2 separate regions of the Homo sapiens genome follow, and region 2 is linked to region 1. Evidence: chromatin contacts called from ENCODE Hi-C or POLR2A ChIA-PET data. All regions are on one chromosome and are shown on one strand. The core of a region is the stretch at or near the end of the contact, and the rest is flanking DNA. Distances in the headings are between cores, read along the strand shown. Region 1 holds the start of PARVA (parvin alpha). Region 2 holds the start of RASSF10-DT (RASSF10 divergent transcript).

Region 1 (6,849 bases), core at 2,700-5,199:
CAACTATATTCTAACAAGTATTATATCTTTCCATTTGTTGTGTCCTACAGTGGGACATAGCAGGTACCAAATGAATGAATGGGAGTCCTTGGGCCTCGGAGAATGCTACACCAAAGCACTGAGATAATCTGTGGACAGACTGATGGCAGTGATCTTGAGGAATGAAGAATGAGAGGTTCAAGAACACCAAAGAGAAAGTTGAAGAAGGCAGATTCTACAGAGCACAAAGCTGTGAGCTTATCCAGGATGCAGAGCAAGATCCGGCCTTATTATTACTGAAGTGATGGTTAATGGGGCCCCACACCTACTAACCATCACTTCAGCACTGATCATTGAGATCCAGCACATACTCACTAAGGACAGTCATTTCAAACCAACCCACTGCCTTCTTTGCCTGGGCTTGCAGAAATACCATATGCCGCAGCAAGCAGCTGGAGCTGGGTGGTGGCTGGCCCTTCAGAAGACGTTCTGTGTTCTTCCATTCATCCATTTACAGCCCCTGGATTAGTTGACAGACTGAATGAAGGAATCAGGACTTTACAGTGAAATATAACAGGGATGAAAATAAGATCTTACACTTGGTTTCAAAAACCCAACTGAGTAAATCCAAGATAGGGAAGGCTGTGATTTAGGAGCAACAAATATAAAAATGTCTTTGAGTAAGCTGATAGCAAGCTCAATGAGAGATCACAGTGCGACGTGGCTGGCAGAATAGTTAGAGGCAACCTTAGCTGCATTAAAAGAACATTGTGTCTGTGCTAGAATAAGGGAGATGACAGTCCTAATCTGGGGTGGCTGGCTTGCACTACAACTGTACTATGGTGACTTCTGGAGAGCTCACTTCGAGCGGGTCTGGTAACAGGTTGATCTGCTAGGTATTCTCCATTTCCACCGTCCCCACTGTGATCTATTCTCTGCACTGCTCTGTGCCCTATGGACGCTGCCCCTATCTATTGCAGATCCCTTGCTCTGATGGCTTCCCACTGGGTTCAGCACCAGTAGGTGATGCACGGGCAAGAAGACAGAGAACATGCAGAATGTGCATTTATTGTGCCACTCTCTCCTTGCTCTGTCTGCATATTTCGGACAGTAGCTGCATCCCTCTATGACTATAGTTCCAGTCCAGCAGCCCCTCGTCCATAACCCCAGCTTGTAATAGGTTCCAATTTGCTTCCCTTGTCCCTCAGGCCTCGGAGTGATTAAGAGCTTCCTCCTGTTGCTAGCCCCTAGGGACCTCAGCATCCCTTCTTAGTTCCCTTAACCCTGCCCACAGCTCTGTCAATAGCCCTTTCACTAAATTATTTTCAAAATCTCAACTAAATTGGCCTTCTTTTTCCTGCAGGGACCCTGTCTGAAACTAAAGAGACAGGATGCAAAAGTCCTTAAAATTATGTCTGTGAGGAATAGAGGATGTTGGGCCTGGTGGAGAGAAGACTCTAGAAAGCAGGATAGCCTACTTCAGCAAGGTAGTAATAAAAGGCCACCCCAGACTCATTCTCTGGCTCTACCAACAGTGATAGGTACAGAGAGATAAATTTCTACAGAGTAGGTAAAGATGGTTATCCTGGTAGGTCATGAGCTTCAATATTTCTCAGTTGCCCCATCTTAAACTGGATGAGACTATGTCAGGAATGCTGCAAGGAAGAAGTTAGAAACATGGTCTAGAAAAGAGCTTCCCAAGCCAGGGTTTCATGATTTGCCACCAACTGTACACTACTCGATGGGTTACCAAAATAACCAATGTGGGGAAACTTTTGTATGTTTTTGCTGCTTCTCGTTTCAATCTAGGGAATAGAAGTCTAGTTCTTCATCAAGTCTGATAATCCTCAGCGCTGAAGATGTTTTTATACTTTAAGATGACTTACAAACATGAAAATTTCACACAGCATCACAGCTTTCAAAAGGTTATTTCTAATTCATGGAGCAATCTATTAAAAACATTTTTTAGGGGGGAAGAGAAGTTGATTAATGGTTACAAATATACCATTTGATATAAGAAGACCTAGTGTTAGATTGGTAAACTAACTATATTTTACAATAACCTCTTGTATATTTCAAAATATCTAGAATTCCAGTGGTCTAGCATAGAGAAAAGACAAATCTTTAACGTGATGGATATCCCAAGTACAGTGATTTTGTCCGAGGCATGTGAACCAGAGCAACTCCATCTTGAATGGGGCCAGGTAAAACAAGGCTGAGTGAGACCTACTGGGCTGCATTCCCAGAAGGTTAAGGCATTCTAACTTACAGGATGAGATAGGATGTGGGCACAAGATACAGGTCATAAAGACCTTGCTGATAAAACAGGTCGCAGTAAAGAAGTCGGCTAAAACCCACCAAAACCAAAATGGCGACAAGAGTGACCTCTGGTCGTCCTCACTGATACACTCCCAGCAGCGCCAGGACAGTTTACACATGCCACGGCAACGTCCGGAAGTTACCCTATATGGTCTAAAAAGAGGAGACATGAATAATCCACCCCTTGTTTAGCATACCATCAAGAAATAACCATAAAAATGGGCAACCAGCAGCCCCAGGCTGCTCTGTCTATGGAGTGGCCATTCTTTTATTCCTCTACTTTCTTAATAAACTTGCTTTCACTTTACTGTGTGGACTCACCCTGAATTCTTTCTTGCGTGAGATCCAAGAACCCTCTCTTGGGGTCTGGACTGGGACCCCTTTCCTGTGCAATTTGATCTTTACAAATTATATGAATGTATTACATTATCACATGTGCCCCAGAACTATGTACATCATGCATCAACTAAAAAATGTTTAAAACAAAAATGTTTAACTCAGCAACTTCTATCTACACACCAGTCACCACAGTGCTTCTTGAGAACTGCCACCTCGTTTTCAAACCAAAAACCAGGACGCAAAATCTGTGCATGGGAAAAAAAAATATTTTACATGCAAACTACCCTGAAAAAAAAAAAAAAAAAAAAGAATAAGGTCGCCTCAATTCACTCTGGTGGGGAAAAAACAAAGGTTTTTACGAAAGCCCTGAATGCCTGAGTTCACAGCAGGCCCATGACGAAGTTTGTGTCTCACGCAGGTTTTCTCCTTTGGTGGGAGTTTATTGTGTATTACACCGAGGGCACGCTAGGTTTGCCAGTTTTTCGCTCATTCATTCAACAAACACTCGATGTCCACCTACTCCATTAACAGAGCCCTTCTCAGCCCTCGGGATGGACAAAAGATCCCGAAGAGGCCAAAGCCACGACGCCGCTGCCAGAGGACGTCAGCAGGTCCAGGAAACGACCTGATTTTAAGGACCAATGAAGGCAACGAGTAAGAGCGACGGCGCCCAGGAAAGCTGCAGCGGAAACTTGGGAAATGCCAGCCTTCGGGCGCAGAGGGCGGGGCAGGGCCTACTGGATCGCACTGTCTGCGGGCTGGGGCCCCGCCTGGGCTCCGGTCCCGCCGCCTCCGGCCGCCAAGCGGCGCCCGCCCACGGCCCGGCGGGGGCGTTGGCCTGGTCCCCGGCCCAGGAGGGCAGCGCCCGGGCGACCGCGAGCGGGCGGGGTGGCCTCGATGGCCCGCGAGCCCCGGGCTCAGTGTGGGGTGCGCGTCGCTCCTGCCCGACGTACCCGGGAAGCGCGCGCACGCATCGCCGCGCGCCCCACCGCGCCGGGCACCCGCGGCGCGCTCCCGCCCGGTCCCAGTGCCCCGGCCCCTCGGCCCCTACGGCACCCCCGGCTCCTACCGCCCGCCCGGCCGGCCTGGCCGCACTCACCCTCCTTGGCTTTCTTCCTCCGGGCCAGGGTCCCTCCGAGTTTCCCCAAGAAGGAATCATCTTTCTTGCGGGACGGGGGCGACTTGGGAGTGGGAGACTTGGGGACAGAAGGCGACTTCTGCGGGGAGGTGGCCATGGCGCGGCGCAGGCTGCCGCGGGCCGGTCGGGACGCGGAGCTGGCGCTGGGCGGACGCAGCGGGCGGCGGCGGGACTGAGGCTGCGGCTTTCCAAACGGAAGCGGAATTATTCCAAGCATTTGAGGCAGCTCACGCTCGCCTTTCCCTTCCCTCGCTCCCTCCCTCGCTCCCTCCCTCGCGCCGCCCTCTGCCCTGGAAGGAGCTGCGCTCCCGGGGCCGCGCCTTGCGCCCCTGGGTTGCCCCAAGCAGGGAGGATGCCCCAAAACTGCCCCTTGCAGGACAGGAGGACGTGTGTGCCCAGGTTGGGAGCGGTCGAGCCGGAAAGCTTCATTTACCCAGGCTCTGTCCCCACCACACAGCCTGGCGCAAAACACATCTGAGAACCAACCCAACCCTGCTACTCTCCCGGGGTCTTCCAGCCGGCGGCTGGTGAGCTCGCTCTGCCCCAGCACTACTGCCTGTGGGGTTATCAGGCCCACGTCTTGCGCCCACAAGACTGCAGCTCCTGGAAGAAATTATTGCAGTGAACCAAAATGTGTCCAGGCCCCACCAAAGTGGGCAGAACCAATCACTCCTGAACCTATCCATGACCGTCAACCTCCTCGTCTCTACTCCCATCCAAGACTGAGAAGCTTGGAGTGCACAAGGGTAAAGCCGAGGCTTCTTATTCTTGTAAGACATCCGTGTTTCCAGCAGCTTATACAAAGGAAGATCCCACGTGGTGGTGGAAACATGAATGGGAAAAGCACAACCATGAGCTCCTACAGGACTTCCCGCAAAATTTATCCTGCCTAAATAAAAGCAAGAGAGTGACAACCAGACTCATTTGAGATAACAGGGGAGTCATACAAAGCACAGTGTTTGAAGGACTCATACTGGAAATGATTAAAAGGCACGTGTTATTGAGCTTACCCATCTCAAGTTCTCACTCTGGCTCTTTGTCCTTCTGTCTGTCTCTCACACACAGACTCACAGCACCTTGGCAACTGTGTTTCCTCCTTGTGGCCCCTTCTAGGCCACAGCTGATTGAACCTGGGTGAACACCTAATCCAAAGGGCGCTACTGCTTTACTGAAGAGCAGACGATCAGCTGGCCCCAGTTAAGACTGCACTAAGCTGGAGAGACTGTTGTCAGAAGTTGTGCTCGTGACTGATGATCATTCGCAATCAAAACTAGGGTGGCTGTTTCTAGCCACGTGCATGCTGAGGAGTAGGGAAACCAAAGAATGGAGCAAAGAAGTGTGCTCAAGAAGCCACGTGGTCTGAGTAATGGAAACCGTGGGGAGTAGCTGCTTGGACCTTGAATCTTTTCCCAGACCCCACTTGCACTTCCTGCCAGGGCCAGCTGTGCTTCTTCCCAGGAGATGTTACTCAGCCTTTTATTAACCCATCCACAGTTCCTTAAACTAAATAAAGTGACAAGCAACAGTTTCTGAGTAGAACTAAAATTTAACAAAAAGATAGTCAACAGATTCTCAACACCGTATAGGTTCATTTTATCTTAAGAGTCTTAATTTTACCTTTTTTAAAAAAAAAAAAAATCTGCTTTAGTTGGTGCCTCTTACTTAACAGCAGAAAAGTCATGATGTCTGCTAGCCTGGGAAGATTACTACAACTCCTCCTAGACAATAAATCTTAAAGGGATGGTGAGAAGCCAAAATATAAGTGTGTTTTGATTACATCATTAATCATTTTTGTTCAGGATATCAGATATAGGACATCTCCAAAAGCGTATCTCCAGCCCCGAGAGCTCTTGTCAGGGAATTAAGAGACACGTAGCTCAATAGCGGTGTGATCTTGGAAAGGTTTACTCCCTTTTCTGAGTCTCCATTTCCTCATCTACAAAATGAAATGGTTGGCACAGAACAGTGGTTTTCAAACTCGATCGTGCATCACAGTCGCTTAGAAGTTTGTTGCATTCACAGGCCCCATCTCCAGAAATTCTGATTCAGTCGATCTCAGGTGAAACCAAGGGATAGGTGTTTTTTAAACAGACTACATCAGGTGATTTCGATGTATTAATAGCTGATTCACACCCTGATGTCTTGCCATTTAGGGCTACTTTCAGCTCTTAACAGTCTGTGGTTCTTTATTCTTTCAAAAATTGCTAATATCTGTATGCAAGGCTTAGTCCTAAATGTGCCATAATCAAAATTACCCATGGAGATTCCTTCAGTTGCCCATGCATGCTTTTGCATATATAATACTCCTCAGTAATTGTTATGTTCGTTAAACTTGGAAAACCACTGAGCAAGGCTAAAAGGAGGAGTAAAGTCTTGATTGTTGAATGCTAGCTCCCAGAAAATATCAGCAAAATAAGCTGTGGAAGAAGGCAAAGCTGAATTTTTTGTACACCATGATAAGGAGAGCCCTGCCTTGGCAGAGTCTCAGTAGCATCTTGGAGTAGGGGAAGGGATATTTATAAGGTTTTGGAATCTTGATGAAGACAGGCCTTCCAGTGGGATGGTGCTTGATTAAGTTTGACTAAGGATCATGATATAATAGATAAGGACTGGTAGACCCTAGGCAAAGCTTTCCAAGAGTCTTGGAGAGTAAATAGTCTTTTTAATGCTATCTATTGAAAAGTCTAATGGGTTTATGTTCATTTCAATGAGATTTGGTGGGGAGTTCTTGAAAAGAACAAGAAAGTTATTCATAGCTTTTTATCTTCCTGGGCAAGAAATTTTTGGAAGACAGGGGAACGATAAAGTCCTGTTAATGTATGCAGTAACCTGCATTGGTGGGAATGGTTGCCAGGGTCTCAATATTATGCTGATACCTTGTTATTCAAGCATTTCTACTGGTAAGATCATTATCAATCTTTCTGGAAAGGCCAGTGGGAATGGGTGGTGAATTATAAATCAGTGCTACTCACAGTGTAGTCTGCAAACCAGTATTGATCTGGATACCATTATTAGCTGCCAAGACCAGCTTGGTCGGGGAGACCCTAACCCAGCGGCGCTAGAGGAATTAAAGA
Region 2 (6,849 bases), core at 1,422-3,921, 630 kb before region 1:
GAAAAGAATTCCCTTTTAACATCTATTGTGTTTACTAGGAGGAAATACAGGGTTAGACTTCGATACAGTTTAGCCTTTGAAAGAAAATAAAAGACAAATGATTTAGCAGATGGGTAATTCCCAAATCTGCAGAAATGTAAACAGCCAGGATTTTGGTGCCTATGGGTTTTATCAAAGAGGTAAGAAAGGCAGAGACCGACACCAGTGCGTCCTCTTTGGCTAGTTTTAACACGTTTACAGTCACAATTAACATTCAAGGAATTTCCTTTTCATCCAAGTGTTTCTTTTAAAGCACTTCATACCACAAACTAAAGTTCTAGCTGCCATCAGTCCTTCCCATACAGAAGAGTAGCGAAATCTCCATTATACTTCCTTACTTTGAAAATGGGCTCGGACCACGTCAATTTCCTTGGGTTGTTTGTTTTCCAGTATAGGGGGTTCTTGCCTCCTCCCTCCTTCCCTCTCTTTAATGAGCTTGTATTGAGGATCCTACTTCTTCTACCCTCACCCTGCTCTGCACTCACCCCGGAGCCAGATGAGCGCGAGGCTGCGCAGAGCGCTGCTGCCCAGCCGGAGCTCTGGGCTCGCAACAGCCTGGTTTCAAGTCCGCGAGCCGGCTGGCCCACTGCATTCTGCAAGAAAAAAGAATCCCCCTGTTCCCGCCCCCCGCCCCCCGCCCCCCACCCCTACACAAGGGATTCGCACATGGGCAAGGAGTCCGAGTCTTGGCTATGCATAGAGCTCAGTCCCGTATCCGAGTCTTCGTCGTTGCCAGGACCGCTCTTGGCCAGTCCACGGGCCTGGTCCACCCACATGTCGGCGCAGGCTTGAGGCCCAGGTTCCCGCGAGGGACTGCCAGAGCCAGGAGCCCCATCCGGTGCCACCGTCAGCTCCAAAGTGTGCAAAGTTTGCAGAAGGCCCTGTAGCTCGCGCTTCTTGCTGTCCCATTGCTGCTGGCTGTAATCCAAGTCCGACTTGACGGCCTCTAGGTCCGTGTTGAGCCGCAGCCCAATGTAAAGGCTGGTACTGAGCTGCGTCCTGACCCGTTCCTGCTCCAGCAGCAGCTCGCCGTCGGGGCCACCGTCGGGCTCCAGGGGCTCCTCCCGCGCCGCCAGCTCCTCCTGGCGCCGTCGCATCCACCTCTGGTTGAGTTCCTCCTGAATCTCGGCTGAAAGGCGCTCCAGCAACTCCTCCTGCTGAACCCGTTGCTCCTGAAGCCGCAGCAAGTCGTCGCAGCGCCGGGCCAGCTCCTCCAGCGCCGCCGCCTGCGCCTCGCCGGCTAGAGGGGGCGCCGCCGCCGCCTCCTCCGCCTCCGCCGCCACCTCTTCTGGCTCCTCTCCCGGTCTGGACCCGTCGAGCTCGATGCCTGCCCCAACCAAGTAAGTGTCCTGCACGTAGTTGACCCCGTGACGCCGCATGCGGTCCAGGTGCACCTTGGCCTCGTAGTGATCGATCTCGCGGTCCAGCTCGTGGAGCCGCTGCACCTGCTGGCGAATTGTGTGGTCCTGGGAAAGCACCAGATGCACCAGCGTCTCCATGCGCTCCACCGACGCGCTCTCGTGGGTCCGCGGCGACGAAGAGCAGGACGAGGCAGTGGACGACGAAGTGGACGAACAGGACGACGGTGTCTGCTGCTGGCGCCGCCGGTTGAGCTTGGCCAGTTTGCGAAAGGCCTTGCGCACCACTCGCCGCTGTTTCTCCTGGGTCATGGCCAGGCTGGGCCGCGCCGGGGCCCCGCGGGCCGGACAGGGGCGCTCTCGGCTCAGCACTACGCGCGCCTCGGCGCTGCGGGGGCCGGCGTTAGGCAGCGATGCCTCGCTGCGCACTAGCACGAAGCGCACATTCTCTTGCTCTTCGCCCCAGGCAGCCCAGAGGCGCAAGATGCGCGTCTTGTTGGGGAGGATGCGCTCAAAGCCGCGCCACTTCTCCACGATGCAATAGCACTGCGGGGGCCCGCACAGCATGCCCTGCGGCAGCGCCTCGTCGTCGTCCTCGTCGTCCTCGTTCGGGGGTTCGGGCAGCTCTCCCGGGCCATGCGGGTCGCCGGCCGACCCCAGCCGCCGGCTCCGCCGCTGTCTCCGTCGCCGCCGGCAGCCGTCCTCCAAAAGCACTCGCACAACGTCGGAGCAAGTGGTGCGGCGGGAGAGGCCGGACACCAGCTTCTCTTCCTGGCAGATCCACACCGATATCTTCTTTTCCGAAGGATCCATGGCGCAACCAGGGCGCAGGTGGCAGGTCCGGCCGGGGTCTGCTGGGGCGGCGAGGACAGCAAGGGCAGCCCAGTAGCTCTGGGATGGGAGAGGAGCCCGTGCCCCCCTCCGGCGGCTGCACTAGCCCTGTTCCCCCGCTGCGCACCGAAGGCAGGCTGGAAAGCGACTGCGGCTGTGGTCGCGGTTGCGGCTGCGCTCTGCCCGGACGACGGGCGCTCCCGGGGCAACGCGCCCAGGACCGGCTCCCGCCGCTCTGGCTCTGCCCAAGGTGCCCGGGACCTCCGGGTTTTGCTCCTCCCCACGTGGCTCCACCCCTTCCCGCCCCCAAGGCCCAGAGCTGTGGCTGGAAGTGCAGGAGGCTCAGGGCCCAGGCCCGCCCCTCGCAGCCTTGCCGCGCCCCGTGCGCCCTGTCCGCCCCTCGCTCGCATTGCAGGCATCCTGAGTCTCGGCCCTTTTCGCCAAATCGCTGCTCTGCCGCGCGCCTACGCAAGGAAAGATTCAAGGGTCCCTCCACTTCAGGGAGTGGAGCCCGCGCCTCGGCACGGATCAGCTGTGCGTCTCCTTTGGCCTACTGGCTCCTCTGCTTGTGTCTATAGCTAGCTGGACGCATCGTGACTTTATCTTCTCATCTTTCCTGGCGCCCCCAGACGCATTTCCTGGTCCCTCGAGGCAGCGGCGTCTGGGGAGTGCACTTTGCACAGACAGGGAAACCGAGGCACTCAGCGGTCTCCAATGGAGACGCTGTAATCGCATTCCACGACCAGCTAGCGCTATAAGCGCTGCCTCTAAAGCGGAAGGCCTCCCAGTCCTTCTCGACAGGAAGCAATATTTGCATATCTAAGGAGAACAAGATTCGGCAATGTGCTCCGGGAGCAAGTGCAGGCATGGAACGGTATGGGCTGGAGGGGGACAGACCTTCAGAGGCGGCTGCCCGTTCCCTGTAGTGTCACGTAAGTGGGTCTCCACGTCACCTTCACCTCAGCTTCCCACAGCCTTTTTGGGAGAGGGGCTCCTCATTCTAGTGGGAGTTCAGGGCCCAGACCCAAGTCACAAGCTATTTTTATGCTTTCCACCTCCATAAGGGGAAACTGTGAAGGCTTCTGGCATTTTCTAATATTCAGATGTGGTCCAGAAGAGATAACAGCCAAGCTTTACAGTGCAAGAAACCCAAGGCCACAATGCAAATGAACTTGTTTCATCCTTAACTGCTGATGAGGATGGTCCACTGAGTGCAAGGTTTGCCCTGAACTTGTCCTTGTGAGCACAGGTGTAATAATAAGCTCACTCCCTTTCTTCAAGACCTTAGATGGCTCCCCATTGCCTCTTGGCTAAAGCACTTTTGTTCATTCAATGATTCACTCAGCAAATATTTATTGAGTACCTCTCTGCTCCAGGTCCTACGCTAGGGATTTGACAATGAACTAATCGCCAGTTCTGGCTTGCAAAGAGTTCACAGTCTAGTGGGAGGGCACAGCCAAGTAAACATTCCCAACACAATGTCCTGTGTCCTCTGATAAGGGAGAGCATGAGGTTCTGGGGGACCCTGGAGTGGCATCCAACCCATCTTGGAGGGGCAAGGAAGGCTTTCCCTAGAAGAGGTGTGTTAGACAAGACCCAAAGGACCATTAGAGTCTGCCAAAAGGAAAGCAGATGGAGGGGAGGGACAAGCAGCATTCTAGAAGGGATTGTAGTGCAGTCAGGAATCAAGAGCATGTTAGTTATGGGGGCTGTCAGGAATTTGAGAGGAGTGCCTAAAACTGAAGTTGGATAATTGAACAGGAATGGGATCAGGAAGGGCCTTTAATTCCATGCTTATGTATTTGGATTTATCTTAAAGACAATGAGAACCCATAGAGTGCAAATCTGGAGTCAGAACAGCCAAGTAAAAATTTCAGCACCACGTACTAGCTCTATAACCTTAGGAAAAGTATTAATCTCTCTGAGCTTCAGTTTCCTGGTCTGTGAAATGGTGATAATAAAAATACCTCCCTAATGGAACTGGTGTAGCGATTAACTGCCTGGGCCTGGTAAATCCCCAGTAGTTTTATTGGGGGGTTGGAAAGGTCGGAGGTATATTAGTTTTCTATTGTTATGTAACAAATTATCACAAACTTAGTGACTTAAAACAACACCCATCTATTACTTCACTGTTCTGTAGATCACAAGTCCAACTTGGCATGGCTGCTGCATACTTTGCTCAGGATGTCCGAGGCAAAAGGCAAGGTATAGGCTGGTTCAAGTTCCTGTCTGAAGGCTCTGGGGGAATACCCAATTCCAAATCCATTCAGGTTGTTTGCATGATCTGGTTCCTCTCAGTTGTAGGTCTGAGGTCCCCATTCTTTTGTTGGCTGTCCTCCAGGGTCACTCTCAGCTCCTACAGAACTCTCTCAGATCCTTTCTGTAGGATATCCACCCCCCTCCCTGCAACTTTAAAGTCAGCAACCACATGTCAAATCCATCCAGTCCTCCTTTGCTTCTAATCAATCTACCATCCTCTTCTGCCACTAGCTAGAGAAAACTCTGCTTTTAAAGTGCTTGATTAGTCAAACCTACCTGGATAATTTCTCTGTCTTAAGGTTGACTGATTAGTAACCTTAACTATATCTGAAAAACCCCTTTTGCTGTGTACTGTAATATAATCACCAAAGTAGCCCCCAGGAAGATGGAGATTATGGGGCTGTCTTAGAATTCTGCCTACCATAGGGCATAACATGAACAGATTTTGATTTTTTAAAGATCCCTCTGTTTGCATTGAGGACAATGGGTGGGGGTGGGGGATGACAGGCAAGAAAGCCTTTTAGAAGACTATCTCGTTCATTCAAGGAAGAGATGATGACCTATACTGAGAATAGTGGCGGTGAGAAGACTGGACACAATTGAGAGCTATCAAGGAGGCAGGAGAGGCAGGACTTGGTGATAGATTGACGAGAGATTTCCTTCTCCCTAGAATGGTGTCAAAGGTCTCTTGCAATCTGGACCAGCCCACTTCTCCAGCTTCTCACTTACATGTGGGCTATCCCTTCTTCCTTTCCTCTCACACAGGATTGCTAGAGCTTTGTAGTCAGCTGCCATCCCTGCTGGATTCTAAGCTCCACAAGGGTAGGGATCATGTCTGTTTTGCTCACTTTTGAATCCTTTACATTTAGTGCAATCCCTGACACATTCTAGGTTTACTCAGTATCTGTTGAATAAATTAATGAATCCATGAAGGAATCCTACATTTTAGCAATCCAATACCTCATCCATCCAGAAGAACTCCTGCATCTTGATGTATCCACACTTTTGTACATGCTTTTCCCACTAATTGAGATTCCTCTTAAACAACTGGAGAACTTCTACTCACTCTTCAGAAGCTCAGGTAAATGTCACCTGCTCTGGGAGTCCTTTCTTTCCTCCTCCAGAAAGAACTGGTTCCCCGCTCTTCTTCTGCGTCTATTAATGTGGAGGTTACATTGTGCTGTGATGCGTTTTTTATGTCTGTTTACTCCCACAAGAATAGAGCTTTTCAAAAGAGAAGATTGTCTCTGTCCTATTTGCAGTTTAGTCCTCAGTGCCTAGGGTGCCTGGCACATGGCAGGTTCTCCATCTTCCCGTATGTTTTAAGGAACACTCAGATGAATAATGTCTAAGATATTGTGCTACCCTCAAGATAACTTATTTCTAGAAGCAGACAAATACATGGAATCCCTGTTGTAGTAATGATATATATGAAATTCCTGCTGGACTAATTAAAGGGTAGAATGATTGTATGGGTGCTAGGAAGGATGCAGAAGGCAGGCTTCAATAATTGGGGAGGAGGGGTTGAGGGCATTCTTGGTGGGAGAAAATACTTGAGTTAAAATGCTGAAATGAGTATGCATGTGGTCATGTACTGGTGTTTCAGAGTGTGTGTTTTGGAGTCACCCTGCCTCATTTCAAATACCAGCTATAAGCTTTCCAACCCTCAATCTTCTTACGAGGAAAAAAGTATAATATTGGAACCTGCTTTATAGAGTTGTCATTACATGAAATGAAATAATGCACAATATATAAAAGATCTAGTGCAGTGACTGGCACATAAAACATGCTCAATAAAACACAGCTAGTGTTGTCAAGAAATTGTATTAAGTACCTACTGCATGCTATGTCCTGGGCTATGTGTTGAGGATCCATGAATGAACTGGACAGACATGGTCCCTGACCTTAGAGATGTCACAGCCAGGATTAGTGTGGTTTAGCAGTGGATTTCTTAAGTTAGGCTAGGCTGTAGTAACAAACAGGGCCAAACTTGTATAATGGCTCAAACATCACAAAGATTTATTTTTCACTCAGATAATAGTCAAAAGAAGATGTCCTGGTTGGGAGGTGGCCTTATTCCTGGTTCCTTCCATCTCGTGACTCCAAAATCCTCTAGACTTCGTCATCATGTATATAAGCCAGAGGAAGAGGAGAGAGTATGGAGGGGCACACCCTCTTCTTTAAGGCATTGGCTGAAAATTGAGCTCATATCCCGTTGGCTAGAACCCAGTCACGGCCACTAGTAATGGCAAGGAGGCTAGGAACTGCAATGAGTATCTCAGAAGAGGAAATGGGTTTTCATGAACAGCTAGCTGCCTGCCATAAAAATATTTATTTGAAAAATGAGACAAGAGGCATAGAA

What was found. Hi-C counts contacts between places; a loop is a spot of excess contacts on that map. ChIA-PET counts read pairs that join two places held with the same protein, here RNA polymerase II (POLR2A).
Region 2: a map of mammary epithelial cell shows a loop between it and region 1 (1.9-fold over the local background). The contact joins the promoter of RASSF10-DT here to the promoter of PARVA in region 1. A Hi-C loop is called at or near these places in 1 of 168 maps with a recorded cell type or tissue (mammary epithelial cell). POLR2A ChIA-PET finds 5 or more read pairs at or near these places in 1 of 52 experiments (WTC11).

What each region holds. Positions count from the first base shown.
Region 1 is chr11:12,374,671-12,381,519 of GRCh38, reverse strand. PARVA (parvin alpha) reads right to left here and starts at 3,949. Exons shown (of 13, transcript NM_018222.5): 1 at 3,737-3,949. The coding sequence starts at 3,872.
Region 2 is chr11:13,004,938-13,011,786 of GRCh38, reverse strand. RASSF10-DT (RASSF10 divergent transcript) reads left to right here and starts at 2,671. Exons shown (of 4, transcript NR_187419.1): 1 at 2,671-3,160. It overlaps RASSF10 (Ras association domain family member 10), which reads right to left and starts at 2,471. Exons shown (of 1, transcript NM_001080521.3): 1 at 1-2,471. The coding sequence starts at 2,210. The coding sequence ends at 687.